2 separate regions of the Homo sapiens genome follow, and region 2 is linked to region 1. A link is an interaction called in ENCODE POLR2A ChIA-PET data of the cell type or tissue named here. Cell type or tissue: OCI-LY7. All regions are shown on one strand. Each heading gives the region's core, and the rest is flanking DNA. Links, peaks and the distances in the headings are about the cores only. Region 1 overlaps B9D1 (B9 domain containing 1). Region 2 overlaps EPN2 (epsin 2).

Region 1 (6,950 bases), core at 1-5,000:
ATGACACTGCACAGGGCCCATGTATGTTCCCTCCCAAAAGGTAACACCAAGCTGCCAGCATGGTCCTATCAGCCAGCACTCCCCCAGCAGTGGTATCTGATTCCTGCTCCTCTGTACCTCACGAAAACATGGCATTACCAATCTTTTAAATTTGAGCCGTCCTAGTGAGAGAATAGTGGTAGCTCACTGTAGCTTTAACTTATATTTTCCTTCATTTTAGATTTTTCTTACTGAAATAAGGTTGAGACCTTTACCTGTTTCTTGGTCACCTGGATGTCCTCTTTTGTGAAGAACCTACTCAAGTCTCTTGCCCGGTTTTCTACTTGATGGTCTTTTTCTTTTTTCTTCATTAAAAACATTTTTTTTTTTTGAGACAGGGTCTTGCTCTGTTGCCCAGGCTGGAGTGCAGTGGTGCAATCATGGCTCACTGCAACCTCAACCTCCTGGGCTGAAGTGATCCTCCCACCTCAGCCTCCCAAGTAGCTGGGACTATAGGCGTGTGCTGCCATGCCTAATTTTTAAATTTTTTGTAGAGATGGGGTCTCACTATGTTGCCCAGGCTAGTCTCAAACTCTTGGGCTCAAGCAATCTTCCTGCCTCAGCCTCCCGAAGTGCAGGGATTACAGGTGTGAGTCACCTTGCCTGGCCTGGCCTTTTTCTTATTGATTTATAGTGTGTATATGTGTGTTTATCCTGTGACTTATCTTTTCATTTTTAGTGATGTCTTTGAATGAACATAAGCCCTTAATTTTAATATAGTCAACTTCATTGATCTTCTCCTTCATGGAGTCCTGCCAGAAAATCTTCCCTTACCCTGATATCATGGCTATAGTCCTCTATGCTACATATCCATCTGAAATTGACTTGTGTGTATGAGGACAGGCTGAAGTTTTTTCCTATGTATATCAAATTGTCCCAGCACCATTTATTAAAAAGACCAGGCTGGCGGGCGCCTGTAGTCCCAGCCACTCAGGAGGCTGAGGCAGGAGAATGGCGTGAACCCGGGAGGCGGAGCTTGCAGTGAGCTGAGATCACGCCACTGCACTCCAGCCTGGGCGACAGAGCGAAATTCTGTCTCAAAAAAAAAAAAGACCAGGCTGGGAGCAGTGGCTCATGCCTGTAATCCCAGCACTTTGGGAGGCTGAGGTGGCAGATCACTTGAGGCCAGGAGTTCAAGACCAGCCTGGGTAACGTGGCAAAACCCCTTCTCTATGAAAAATCCAAAAATTAGGCGAGGCGCGGTGGCTCACACCTGTAATCCCAGCACTTTGGGAGGCTGAGGCAGGTGGATCATCTGAGGATGGGAGTTCAAGAACAGCCTGGCCAACATGGTGAAACCCCATCTCTACTAAAAATACAAAAATTGGCTGGGTGTGGTCGCATGTGCCTGTAGTCCCAGCTACTCCGGAGGCTGAGGCAGAATTGCTTGAACCCAGGAGGCAGAGGTTGCAGTGAGCTGAGATCGTGCCACTGCACTCCAGCCTGGGAGACAGAGCAAGACTCCATCTCAAAAATAAAAACAAAAACAAAAACAAAAATTAGCCGGGCATGGTGGTGCATGCCTGTAATCCCAGCTACTTGGAAGGCTGAGGCACCAGAATCGCTTGAATCCAGGAGGCCGAGGTTGCAGAAAAAATCTTTCAACATTTCACCAGTAAAAGTGATGTTTGCTCTAAGCTTTTCATAGATAATCTTGATCAGGTTAGGGAAGCTTCCTTCTATTCCTAGTTTACTAAGCTTTTATCATGAATGGGAGTTGAATTTTACCATGTGTTTTCTTCATTTATGGGGATGATCATGATTTTTTTTTTCTTTTTTTTTTTGAGATGGAGTCTTGCTCTGTCACTCAGGCTGGAGTGCAGTGGTGCAATCTTGGCTCACTGGAACCTCTGCCTCCCAGTTTCAAGCGATTCTCCTGCCTCAGCTTTCCAAGTAGCTGGGATCACAGGCGTGCGCCACCAAACCCGGCTAATTTTTGTATTTTTAGTAGAGAAGGAGTTTCACCATGTTGGCCAGGCTGGTCTCAAATTCCTGACCTCAAATGATCTGCCTGCCTCGGCCTCCCAAAGTGCTGGGATTACAGGTGTGAGCCATGGTGCCTGGCCTGACTCTGACTTTTCTTCTTTTTAATGTGGTGAATTATTTAGAGACAGGGTCTTGCTACGTTGCCCAGGTTAGTCTCAAACTCCTGGCCTCAAGCAATCTTCCCACCTCGGCCTCCATATGAGCCACTGTGCCTGGCCAACTATAGATGTCATAAAACCTTTGTATTTTTGGAATAAACCCTACTTCTCATGATGTATTATATTATCCTTTTTTTATCTTGCTAGTTTCTGAATATTTCATTTAGGAGTTTTGAATTCAGTTTCTGAATATTTTGTTTGGGAGTTTTGCAACTCTGTTCATGAAGGAGTTTCTTCTTTTTAATGTCCTCAGCAGGCTTTAGAATCAAAACTATGCTGACCTAAAAAAGCTGGGGAATGTTTAATCTTTTCAATTCTAGGAGTTTGTGTAAATCTGTCGTTACTTCCTCTTCTTTTTTTTCTTACACTTCTGCCATGGAAGGTGTCATTCTTTAAATGCCTGGTGGAACTCAGTGATGAAGACACTCGGACTTGGAACTTTCTTTGTGAGAACATTTTTAATTATAGATTCAATTTAATAGACATAGGACTACTCAGATTCTTATTCCTTTTTTGCAGTTTTGGTAGTTATCTTTTTCTAGGAATCTGACCATTTCATCTACCTTGCCAAATGTATAGCAAATGGCTGTTCTTTATATCTTATCTTTTTACTGTCTGCAAGATCTGTAACATGTTCCTTTTTCATTCCTGCCATTTCTGTCTTCTGTTTCTTCTTATTATTTTTTAGAGATAGGGTCTAGCGCTGGCACCCAGGCTGGAGTGCAGTAGCATGATCATAGCTCACTACACCCCCAAACTCCTAGGCTCAAACAATCCTCCCACCTCAGCCTCCCGAGTAGCTGGGACTACAGGTTTGAGCCACTGTGCCTGGCCAATTTTTCTATTTTTTGTAGAGACAGGGTCTCACCATGTTGCCCAGGTTAGTCTTGAACTCCTGGGCTCAAGCGATCCTACCGCCTCAGCCTCCCAAAGTGTTGGGATTATAGGTGTGAGTGACCCCACTTAGCCTGTTTTTTCATCGTCTTAACTTGGGGTTTTCAGTTTTAAAAACCAACTTTTGCCTCTTTCATCTCTTCTGTTGTAAGTGTGCTTTCTGTTTAATGAATTAATTTCTGCTGTTTCTCATTCTATTCTGCTTTCTTTGGGTTTAACTTGCTATTCTTTTACTAATTTCTTTTTTTTTTTGAGATTGAGTTTCACTCTTTCGCCCAGACCGGAGTGAAGTGGCACAATCTCAGCTGACTGCAACCTCTGCCCCCCAGGATCAAGTGATTCTCCTGCCTCACTCAGCCTCCCCATTAGCTGGGATTATAGGCACCTGCCACGGGCCTGGCTAATTTTTTTTTTTTTTTTTTTTTTTTGAGACGGAGTTTCGCTCTTGTTGCCCAGGCTGGAGTGCAATGGCATGATCTTGGCTCACTGCAACCTCCACCTCCCGGGTTCAAGTGATTGTCCTGCCTCAGCCTCCCGAGTAGCTGGAATTACAGGTACGTGCCACCATGCCTGGCTAATTTTGTATTTTTAGTAGAGACAGGGTTTCTCCATGTTGGCCAGGCTGGTCTCGAACTCCCGACCTCAGGGGATCCGCCCGCCTTGGCCTCCCAAAGTACTGGGATTACAGGCATGAGCCACTGCGCCCAGCCTATGCCTGGCTAATTTTTAATATTTTTAGTAGAGATGGGGTTTCACCATGTTGGCCAGGCTGGTCTCGAACTCCTGACATCAGGTGATCCACCCGTTTTGGCCTCCGAAAGTGCTGGGATTACAGGCGTGAGCCACCACACACAGCCTTCTTTTACTACTTCTTTTTTTTTTTTGAGATGGAGTCTCACTCTGTCGCCAGGCTGGAGTGTAGTGACGCGATCTCAGCTCACTGCTATCTCCACCTCCTGGGTTCAAGCGATTCCCCTGCCTCACCCTCCTGAGTAGCTGGGGCTACAGAAGCCCACCACCACACCTGGCTAATTTTTTGTATTTTAGTAGAGATGGGGTTTCACCATGTTGGCCAGGCTGGTCTTGAACTCCTGACCTCGTGATCCACCCGCCTCAGCCTCCCAAAATGCTGGGATTATAGGCATGAGCCACCGTACCCAGCCACTAATTTCTTAAGAGAGATGCTGAAATCATTAATTTTTCAGCCTATTTTCTTCTCTAACATGCATTTAAAATTACAAAATTGGTCAGGCGCAGTGCCTCAGGTCTGTAATCCCAGCACTTTGGGAGGCTGAGGTGGGTGGATCACCTGATGTCAGGAGTTGAGACCAGCCTGGCCAACATGGTGAAACCCCATCTCTAATAAAAACACAAAAAAAATCAGCTGGGCATAGTGGCAGGCGCCTGTAATCCCAGCTACTTGGGAGGGTGAGGCAGGAGAATCATTTGAACCCGGGAGGCAGGTTTGCAGTGAGCCAAGACCGCCCGCCATTGCACTCCAGCCTGGGCAACAAAAACGAGACTTCATTTCAAAAAATAAATAAATACGACCAGGCATGGTGGCTCACGCCTGTAATCCCAGCCCTTTGGGAGGCCGAGGTGGGCGGATCATTTGAGGTCAGGAGTTCGAGACCAGCATGACCAACATGGAAAAATCCTGTCTCTACTAAAAATACAAAATTAGCCGGGCGTGGTGGTACATGCCTGTAATCCCAGCTACTAAGGAGGCTGAGGCAGGAGAATCGGTTGAACTCAGGAGCAGGAGGTTGCAGTGAGCCGAGATCGTGCCATTGCACTCCTGCCTGGGCAACAAGAGCAAAACTCTGTCTCAAAAAATTAAATAAATAAATAAAAATTAAAAATAAAATAAAATGACAAAATTTCCCTCTATCCATGACTTTAACTGCCCCCTGCAAATTCAAATAGCTCAGTATTTTTATTATCATTCAATTCAAAATTCCATTATTCCATCAGTATTTCTTCTTTGACATATGGGTTGTTTTTAGAAGTTATTTTCTTATTTTTCAAACATATGGAGATTTTTCTCATTATCCTTGCTATTGGTCCCTAGCTTAAGTTCACTGTGGTCAAAGAAAATACTCCACTCCTCCTGAAAAGCTAAAAGAATTCCAATGTACTGGCGCTGACTCACTACCGGATCACCACTGACAGCTGAGTCTACTTGCTTTACTGCCTCTCCCCATGCCTCAGTCAACTCTTCCTACTTGTGAGGAATTTCAAAGTAAATCACAGATCTCTGGACACTTTCCCCAAAATACTTCACTATGCATGTCAGCAAATAGAGCTCAATATTTGTTCACAGTTCTTTTGAGATAAAATTTATGCATAATGAAACATAAATCTTAAAGTGTACTATTCAATGGATTTTGACAAATGCATACATCTGTGTACTAGCTGCTTTCAAGATTTTCTTTTTGGCTGGGTGCAGTGGCTCATGCCTGTAATCTCAGCACTTTGGGAGGCTGAGGTGGCTGGATCATGAGGTCAGGAGTTCAAGACCAGCCTGGCCAAAATGGTGAAACCCCATCTCTACTAAAAATACAAAAATTAGCCAGGCATGGTGGCAGGCACCTGTAATCCCCAGCTACTCAGGAGGCTGAGGCGGAGAATTGCTTGAACCTGGGAGGCGGAGGTTGCAGTGAGCCGAGATCGCGCCACTGCACTACAGCCTGGGTGACAGAGCAAGACTCCGTCTCGAAAAAAAGAGAAAAAAAAGATTTTCTTTTTGTCTTTGGTTTTCAACTGTTTGATTATCATGCACCTAGGGGTGGGTTTCTTCCATTTATCCTGCTTGAGTTTTGTCTTCTTGAATTTGTGGCTTGATGTCTCTCATCATTTTTGAAAAGAATTGTAGCTATTTATCCCTTCCAATATTGTCTCCAGCTTGTCCTCTCCCCCTCCTTCCAGGATTCCAATTCCATATGGCAGACTTTCAGTATTCTCTGTCTCCTACCTTCTCATCTATATTTTCTATTCTTGGGTTTCACTGTAGATATTTTCCTTTGACCTTTCAGTATATAGTTATCTCTTCAGCTGTGTTTAATCTGCTGAATTCCTGCTTTTGGTTATCATATTTTTCAATTCTAGAATTTCTATTACAATGTTTAAAAAATATGGCCAGGCATGGGGCTCAAGCCTGTAACACCAGAACTTTCTTAGGCCAAGGTGGGAGGATTGCCTGAGCTCAGGAGTTCAAGACCAGCCTGGCCAACATGGTGAAACCCTGTATCTACTAAAAATACAAAAAATTAGCCGGACATGGTGGTGCATGCCTGTAGTCCCAGCTACTGGGGAGGCTGAGGCATAAGAATCGCTTGAATCCAGGAGGTAGAGGTTGCAATGAGCTGAAATGGCGCCACTTTACTCAGAAAGACAGAGCAAGACTCTGTCTGCAATTAAAAAAAAAAAAAAAAATCGGCTGGGCGTGGTGGCTCACGCCTGTAATCCCAGCACTTTGGGAGGCTGAGGCGGGCAGATCACGAGGTCAGGAGATCGAGACCATCCTGGCTAACACGGTGAAACCCCGTCTCTACTAAAAATACAAAAAAAAAAATTAGCCGGGCACGGTGGTGGGTGCCTGTAGTCCCAGCTACTCGAGAGGCTGAGGCAGGAGAATGGCATGAACCCAGGAGGCAGAGCTTGCAGTGAGCTGAGATCGTGCCACTGCACTCCAGCCTGGGCAACAGAGCAAGACTCAGTCTCAAAAAAAAAAGTCAGGCTTCCTAGTTCTCTGCCATAATTCTCAGTCTGTTTTATCTCTTTTGATCATAGTAAAAATATATCTGACAATTTCAGTGTCTAGAGATTCTGTTTATCTCTATTGCTTTATTGCCTTATTTTTGCTGGTTATCA
Region 2 (7,959 bases), core at 1,263-6,262, 67 kb before region 1:
CAGAGCTTCCATGCCATACCTCAGTGCCACCGTTCAGGAACCTTTGTGTGTTCAGCCATCCAGAAGCTTCCTGAGCCTGTCCTTATGTCTTTTTATGGAGGCTTCATTATGGAGACATGATTGACTAAATGATTGGCCATTGGTGATAAACCTAATCTTCAGTCCATCTCCCCTTACCGGGACTGATCCTGCCTTGGTCTTTCTGGTAACCAGCCCCATCCTGAAGCTGCCTAGGGACTGCCAGCCCTCAGTCAATCATTCACATGCAAAAAGACATCACTGTGGAGATTCCGAGGATTTTAGGTTTGGAATCCCTGCCAAGTGCCCGGGATGAAGACCAAATACATATTTCACAATAGCAAACCCTTCTTTTTGTGTGATTGTTTGTGATGAGTAGTCATTGCATTTCCTGTGGCTTTTCCTTGCTTCTGCCACCTTTTGTTTACTTGCTTGTTTTTTTGATGTGCCCATTACCCATCTGAGGCTTTAGATGAGGAAGGTAGGAGCTACCTGTTGTTTCTGTGGCAGAAACATCTTGAGAGTAAAGACCACCACAGGAAGAAAGGGAGGCGCAGGTTCTGGGCCTGGAGTGACCTTAGTCAGCTGACCGTGTGATTCCAGGCTTCGGTTCCTCACTTGTGTAGTGGGAAAAATAATCCTTCCTCTGAGGGTTTGAGGGTGGGGGGTGGACAGCCAAGCAGGTGGTCAGAATGGTGGGTGGAGCCCCTTGCTTCCTATCCGGGCCCTAGCTGTCCTAATCTACCTGGGGCAATCCCTGGAGACTTCTAGGGCCTCAGTTTTCCCATTTTATAGGTAAGGAACCTTCATCCCCTGCCAGACTGTGGCCTTCTTGAGGGCAGGGACTCTGTTTTTAATCTGTAACATTCATTTATTTAACAGTGTTCATTTCTGTGTCGGGCACAGTGCTAAGTGCTGGGTGCTCACTGGTGATGAGGCAGATGAAGGTTACCAAACTTGTGGACAGGAGCCTCATATCAGAGACGTGGACCTCACTGTAGCCTGGTAAGTGAGTGTTATCTGGAGGAAGAGAGGGGATAGATGATGTGTTTGGTTGGAGCGAGTTAATAGATAGCCAGGGGTCTCAGTTTTCTTTGTGAAATGAGGGGCTGGGCTATAACCAGATTAGTTTTAAGGCTGTATTAGCTTGGGCCAGATGCTGGAGGCTTCTGAAAGCCAAGTGGAGGTCTTTATCCTTTTTCTAGAATTGCTGTTAGGAATCTTTATAAATTCTTGAACAGGGAAGGTCAGGCGAAAAGTGGTTGTCAAGGAGAATTTTCTGGACATTCGGAAACACAGTGGACCAAAGCAGTTTTGAAGGTATTGACAGGCATTTTTGAGTTAAGATAGACCTGAAATTAGTCTCTTTCTTGTCCTCATGTGTATTTTTTTTTATTTAAATAAACTTTAAAAAAATAGAGATGGGGGTATTGCTGTTTTGACCAGGCTGGCCTCAAGTAATCCTCCCATTTCAGCTTCGCAAAGTGCTGGGATTACAGGTGTGAGCCACCATATCTGGTCTCACATGTAATTTTAAATCTGCCAAGATCAGCTTCCCCCAGTGTTTCCGATTCTTCCACAGCTGGCTTTTGCCAGGCAGTGAAAAGACAACCCATAAAATAGCCATTCCAGTGGAAGTGTTTTGAAAATAGAGCAATAGTCATGATGTTTACTTCTTTTCTCCTAAAGGCTTAAACTTGAGTGTAAGTTTTATTCATTGTTGACTGGTGATATTGATTTTATCTTGGGTTCGTCCTAAGGAGGCTGGGTATGTCCACTCAGCTCCCCAGTTTTACCCAGTACCTGCTGCTGGACCACAGTCTCCCACCCTCACAGGGGGCTTACGTCGCAGTGGAATGGGTTTTCTCTTTCTCTAGGTCATGGCTTCCAGCTTTTCGAATCTGAGGCTCCAAAGGAGGAAATGACCATTCAGGGATCTTACTCCAGCTTGATTACGGAGACTGAACCTTCATAGGGTGCGCACTTACCAAGGACAGGAAGGTTTCTCTGTTTGAAGGGCTTTAAACTTATAACAAAGAAAATAAAAATGACGACTTCGTCTATCAGACGGCAGATGAAAAACATCGTGAACAATTACTCAGAGGCAGAAATCAAAGTCCGGGAAGCCACCTCCAATGACCCGTGGGGCCCGTCCAGTTCTCTGATGACCGAGATTGCCGACCTGACCTACAACGTGGTGGCCTTCTCGGAGATCATGAGCATGGTGTGGAAGCGGCTGAATGACCATGGCAAGAACTGGCGGCATGTGTACAAGGCGCTGACCCTGCTGGACTACCTCATCAAGACAGGCTCCGAACGTGTGGCCCAGCAGTGCCGGGAGAACATCTTCGCCATCCAGACCCTGAAGGACTTCCAGTACATTGACCGAGATGGCAAGGACCAGGGCATCAATGTGCGTGAGAAGTCAAAGCAACTGGTGGCTCTCCTCAAGGACGAGGAACGGTTGAAGGCTGAGAGGGCCCAGGCTCTCAAAACCAAAGAGCGCATGGCCCAGGTTGCCACTGGCATGGGCAGCAACCAGATCACCTTTGGGCGAGGCTCCAGCCAGCCCAACCTCTCCACCAGCCACTCGGAGCAGGAGTATGGCAAGGCCGGGGGCTCCCCGGCCTCCTACCATGGCTGTGAGTAATGGAAGTGCTTCTCACCCTTTGCCAGAGCAGCAGCAATGGGTGACAGGCAGGGTGGGTGTCTCTGGGCTTAGGGAGTGGTGGCCACTGCAGAGCTCGAACCTGTCCTCAGTACCCAGCTTTTGGTGGCCCAGGCAAATTGTCCTTGGTCTGGATTGAGTTTTGGTTATAAAGGGACTTTTAGTCCCTTGGCTGCTCTGGTTCAGGGATCTCTAACGCCCTTTGCTGCTCTGGGCCTCATTCTGTACATCTGGGCAGACGGTGGGCAGAGGCAGGTCTTTTCTGCTTCCTTGTCAGAATGGGTCTGGCAGCAAAGGAGTTGTCCTGCTGCACATACAATGGGGAGTTGACTCTGGTAGCCAGGAGGAAACAAATGCTCTTTCTTGATAATCTTGTTTCTTTAATCTCATATTAAGTGTTTTTCTGCTGACTGAGCTTCAGGTCTCTTGAATGGCTCAGTATTATTCTACTTCAGCAAAAAAACTTGTACAGGTTGCTAGTGTGAACAAGGCCTCCCTGCCAAACATGCAAATGAGAGTTGCTAGTGATCTGGTTGCATGGCTGGGTCTGCATTGAGTTCTGGTTTTGCATGTTGGATTAATTTGGGTCTTTGCCTTATGGTCAGAAGAGGTTTCAGGGAACAGAGTGGAGTTCAGGGCCTGATGGAAGCTGGTCTCTGTGAGTCACATTGGCATCCTGGCTGTTCATTGGAAGTGGTCCCCCAACAGGTGTTTCTCCATTTTCACAGTGCTATTCCAGCCACAGTGTGGACCCCACACTCAGAGAGACAGGTGGCCCTAGTGGCCTTTGGGGGACAGGGTGAGGATGGAGGTGGGGATTGTAGAAATTATATCTTCTGGCTGCTAAAACAAAAGTGCAGATCCCTAGTAACACTATGTCAGCATAGCAGAAAACTTCTTTTTAAAGGAAGTTGTCTGTAGTTTGACAGACCTCAGTCAACCCTTACTTAGTCAGTGTTCTGTTACCAGACCATTTACTAACATTTCCTGCTTTTGCAGGTTTCGATTTGACATTGTACCGCCACCACTAGCATTTTGAGAAATGTGTTAAATGAGAGATTTGCATATTAAAGTCAGATTTCCTGCTTCTAGGAATTCTGAATTATTACCGAGCTTGGAGCAGGTTAACATATTCTTGTCCCATATGTAGTTGTCATTTTTCTTCTTAGTTTGAACTGTTTTGCTTAAGCAAAGGTTGTGACCTTGGTTAAACCACTTGAAAACAATTTAACCTTAATCTCCAGAAGCCTCAATGCAGGGTTAAATTGCACCAAAACAAATGAAGATTGCCCTTTAAGAAGTGAAATTGTTTTATTTCTCTCAAGGATCCTCTTACCAACCCCCAGAGAGGCTCTCTTTGGATTGAGTTGGTCCCAACCTGCCTTGACTTCCTCTGTCCCTGTGACTGTGGCTGTGGCTTTGATGCAGGCCAAGGGGAGCTGCCATTCTCTTTATGTGCTTTTCATGGTCATTATTCTCAAGAAGCCAGAGGATGCTAAGCAAGGAGCTGAAACAGCTTCATGTTCCATGAACAATTTGTGGAACTTTGCAGATGCAGGGGTTGGAACAGTGGGGATGCAGGAGCCTGGTTTGATCCACCCCTCCTCCTCATACCGAGTCCAGGGCCTGTAGCCATAGGTCCTGCTGGGCTAAATGATACTGCTGCAGTTCCAGCTGTGATGTTTTTGGTTCCCTCAGACCTTACGCTTGAGCTGCATGTTCAGGGTCAGAATGTGGTCAGTGGGCTTTTCACAGCTTCCACCGCAGTGGGCTGCGGGGTTGACCCCGAGTGGCCTTGGCCCGTACCTCCTGCAGGGGCTGCTGCGCACCCTCTAATGGCGTGTCTCTCTGTGTGTGTGTGTGTGTCCCTGCCCCACAGCGCCTGAGGCCTCGCTGTGCCCCCAGCACCGCACAGGGGCCCCGCTGGGTCAGAGTGAGGAGCTGCAGCCACTGAGCCAGCGCCACCCCTTCCTGCCGCACCTGGGGCTGGCCTCCCGCCCAAATGGCGACTGGTCCCAGCCCTGCCTCACTTGTGACCGCGCAGCCCGAGGTGGGACGGCGGTTTGCTTTTTTCCTTACTAGAAATGCTGGGCAGCTTGCTGGGGGTGTGCTTGCCATGCCAGTACAGCCAACTCTCTCCCTGTCTCCTCTGGGCCTGGGGGTTTGGCCTCCAGCAGGCCCAGGAGCCCTTTCTTCCTCTCTCCTGGGAGCTTGTGGCCTGGTCGTGCTCCGCTTCCAGGATCACATGTCACTTGCTAGAAGTTCTGTCAAAGGTTTAGCAGGGGAGCTGTTCTTTGGGTAAGGCATGGGGTGATGGCCCATGCTCTCCCCATGCTCCCATTCCCTGACAAACTGGAGGGGGCTCTGCCACCTATCAGGCCCACCCATGGTGGTGGGTCAGACAACTTGGCTTGTTGGACCGGAAATGTGTGATTTAAACCTCACAACACCAGACAAATATAAGATCCTCAGTGATGGTCATTGGAAGCCATTATCCTTAATGCAGTAATGTATGCCTTGCCCTGAATAAAATGGGATTTTTTTTTTGCTTCCCAATTAACTGCTGTTCTTCCTGAAATCCCTGTTACCATGGAAAACAGAGAGTTAGCTGTACTGTCAATTCTAGGTCACGGTGTTTGAAGATACCTAATTCAATGGGTAACTAAAAATGGGGCTTCTCTTTCTACTAATTAATAATGTATCCTGATCAGAGCCTTACAACTGTAGCAGGTTAAACTGAAAACAGATTTTCACTGTTTCCTACAAGAAAATGCTCTCAGTCTACCATTGGTCCCAAGTGGGTTCTCTGCTACAGGGAAGAAAGGTGTCTGTTCTCTTCTACTCTTCTTACAAGAAGGGGCACGACAGAGAGCTTTTGTGCGACTTCCCTGATAAGGTGACCAGCCTTTATTCAGCCCTGGAAACAGTTACAGTTCATTCATGCCTCATTAATATTACAGCTTGTTTGACTTGGGTATTTGTGTAATAACTATATTTAACTCTAGGATATTTTCCTTCATGTCCCTGTTTTCCCCTAACAGTTTATACAGGATTTTGGCTTCTTCTAAACTGACATTAGAAAACGTAAGGAAGGCCAGCTCTGCACTGTAAAGAATGTAAATGATAAAAGCATTCGTTAAAGGGTCACCCAGAGGCATTGGAGTTACATGCCCATTTCACCCCCCCAGATAGTCAGAGGCTGCTGTTCTCAGCAGGTCCCGCGGAACTCTCCATGGAGTTCCCTTTTTGTTTTTCCCATGTTCTACCCATTTGGTAACTGACAAGGTCTGTTTTGAGCCTTGGTGGCCAATTTTGTGTTACCCTGGCCCTCTAGCTCTCCCGCTGGCAAACTGGCTTTCCTGGGACGTTTGCATGTTAAATACAGCCTGGCAGGCCTGCAGGCTGGCCATCTTCCCCCACTGCGGCTGTCTTTGGCCCTGCCTCTGCACCTTCGCCTGTGCCATTCCGTTCTCTCTGCTTGGATATCGCTCCCACCACCTGCCCCCTGTTCCCCCAACCTGGCAAGTTGCTTAAGGTATCCACCCCGTGTGGATTTATGTTGTCCTTCAGCCCTGATAGGAGTTGAAGATAAAAATGAGTATTTTTTTCTTTGAAGATTTCTCATGCCCCAGATGAGTTTTGAGCAAACAAGTGTTATATGGATTGCATTTCATCCTTTAACTGTTGGGTGTGGCATCCTCTCCACATCTCACTCCCTCCCCGTCAGAGGGTAGGGGGCTGTCGGAGTCCAGGGCAAAGATTCTGGCCATGTTTCTTCTCTGTTCTTTCTTGATGCTTCACAAAGGGTTGAGTATAAGGTAAGTGCTTAATCTATGCACACCAGTGGATTTGTTTGGAGCACACCTTCTTGGAAATCAGCAGTGGGAAGGTCAGAATGATGCCGGCCATTCAGAAAACTGTCAGGTGAGATGCAGGCTGTGATTCAGGAGAGATGTTTGTGAGGGGTGCATTTGGGACTGCAGACCCCACAGAGGCAGAGGAGGCAGACTGCTCAGAAGCCCTCTTCACATGAGAGCAGCCACAGCCGGGAAGGCCTCTTGTGTGACTGGCGATAATCATGAGGATGTCTGAGGAGAGCTTTCTTTCATGTGCCATATGTCATCTCATCCTCCCTGTGCCCCTCCCTCTCTCTCACCTCCCACATAGATCTGTAGATCTGACCTTGGAAGTCTCTTGAATTGTCCATCTTGTTCCATGGCCTCAATTCAGTGCCAGCCTTCTGACCAATTTCCTGCTGTCATTATCTCCCAGTCTCACCTACCCTCCATCTTCATAAAGGATGCCCTGGTCCTGAGTCTCAGCCCCTTTAGATGCCAGGCCCTGCAGGGCCATCCCAGAGCCTTTGACGTTGCAGACCTCAGTTGCTTCCACCAGCTGTGTCCCCTGCCCTCAGTCTGGGGGTCCTCCTGTTCCGGCGGAAGCATTCCAGACCTTCCCAGGCCTGCTGACGTCTGCCTGCAGGCACAGCTCTGGGCTTTCCTTTTGAAGCCTGGTCTACCTGCCCTCTGCTCTGTATTTATTGAGTTCCCATGGGGCACCAGGCACTGAGCACAGAACAGAGCCCCTTGCCCTCGTGGAGCTTATATGGTAATGGGAAAGAAAAACACAATATAAATTATTCAGCATGTTATGTAATGAGCGCTCTGGAAAACAGCAAAACAAAAACAGTCTTGCTTGAGTGTCTTTGGGGAGGTAAGAGAGGGTGGCTTGCAGTATGAATGGATCAAGGATTGAAGGAGTGTGAGGGTGAGCCTTGTGGAGGTTGGAAAGAGCCTTCCAGGCAGAAGGGCAGCTGTGCAAAGGCCCTGAGGTGGGAGTGTGCTCAGGGTGTTTGAGAAAAGGCAGCCAGTGAGGTGGCGATGAGTGACGGAGCATGGCCAGTATGTGGGGGTGGAGCGTGGCAGAGGTGGGCCTGGAGGAGGTGTGGGGCAGGGCCTCTCAACTCTGTCTGGTTGGGAGCATTCCTTGAATTCCTAGTCCATCCAGACGGGTCCTTTTGTGTCCATGTTTAGATGTTGTGCCGATGTCATTGCTAGGAGCTTTTGAAACACTTTCACTGTGCTTACCTTGCAGACCATGCACTCAGTGGCCCGGTGCTGGGCCTTCTGGGTTTATGTCAGAAATTTCTTTGACTTTCACTCACAGTGAGATGGGGGAAGATGAGGGTTAGGAGGATCCCTTGGGGTGTGTATGGGCAAGGTGGGAGCAGGGAGCCAGGTCAGGAGGCCACTGTCCCCATCCAGGTGGGAGAT

Evidence for each region. ChIA-PET counts read pairs that join two places held together with the same protein. Peaks named below come from ENCODE experiments on the same cell type or tissue, not always from the same donor. Only the 100,000 strongest peaks of a DNase experiment are listed, where the experiment ranks them.
Region 2: POLR2A ChIA-PET joins it to region 1 with 7 read pairs; 6 of 35 experiments call an interaction of 5 or more read pairs at or near these places.

Annotation. Positions count from the first base shown.
Region 1 is chr17:19,349,034-19,355,983 of GRCh38, forward strand. The region is part of intron 3 of B9D1 (B9 domain containing 1); the gene reads right to left. Among named protein-coding and RNA genes, the nearest start is that of MIR1180, 7.9 kb to the left of the region's middle. In OCI-LY7, for the core only: no CTCF peak of the experiment used is centred there; no DNase peak of the experiment used is centred there.
Region 2 is chr17:19,281,055-19,289,013 of GRCh38, forward strand. EPN2 (epsin 2) reads left to right here. Exons shown (of 11, transcript NM_014964.5): 2 at 901-1,023; 3 at 1,896-2,660; 4 at 4,566-4,736. The coding sequence starts at 2,066. Among named protein-coding and RNA genes, the nearest start is that of EPN2-IT1, 14 kb to the left of the region's middle. RefSeq lists a silencer at 3,610-3,749 and an enhancer at 4,636-5,184. In OCI-LY7, for the core only: no CTCF peak of the experiment used is centred there; a DNase peak (open chromatin) is centred at 3,647; H3K4me3 peaks cover 704 bases.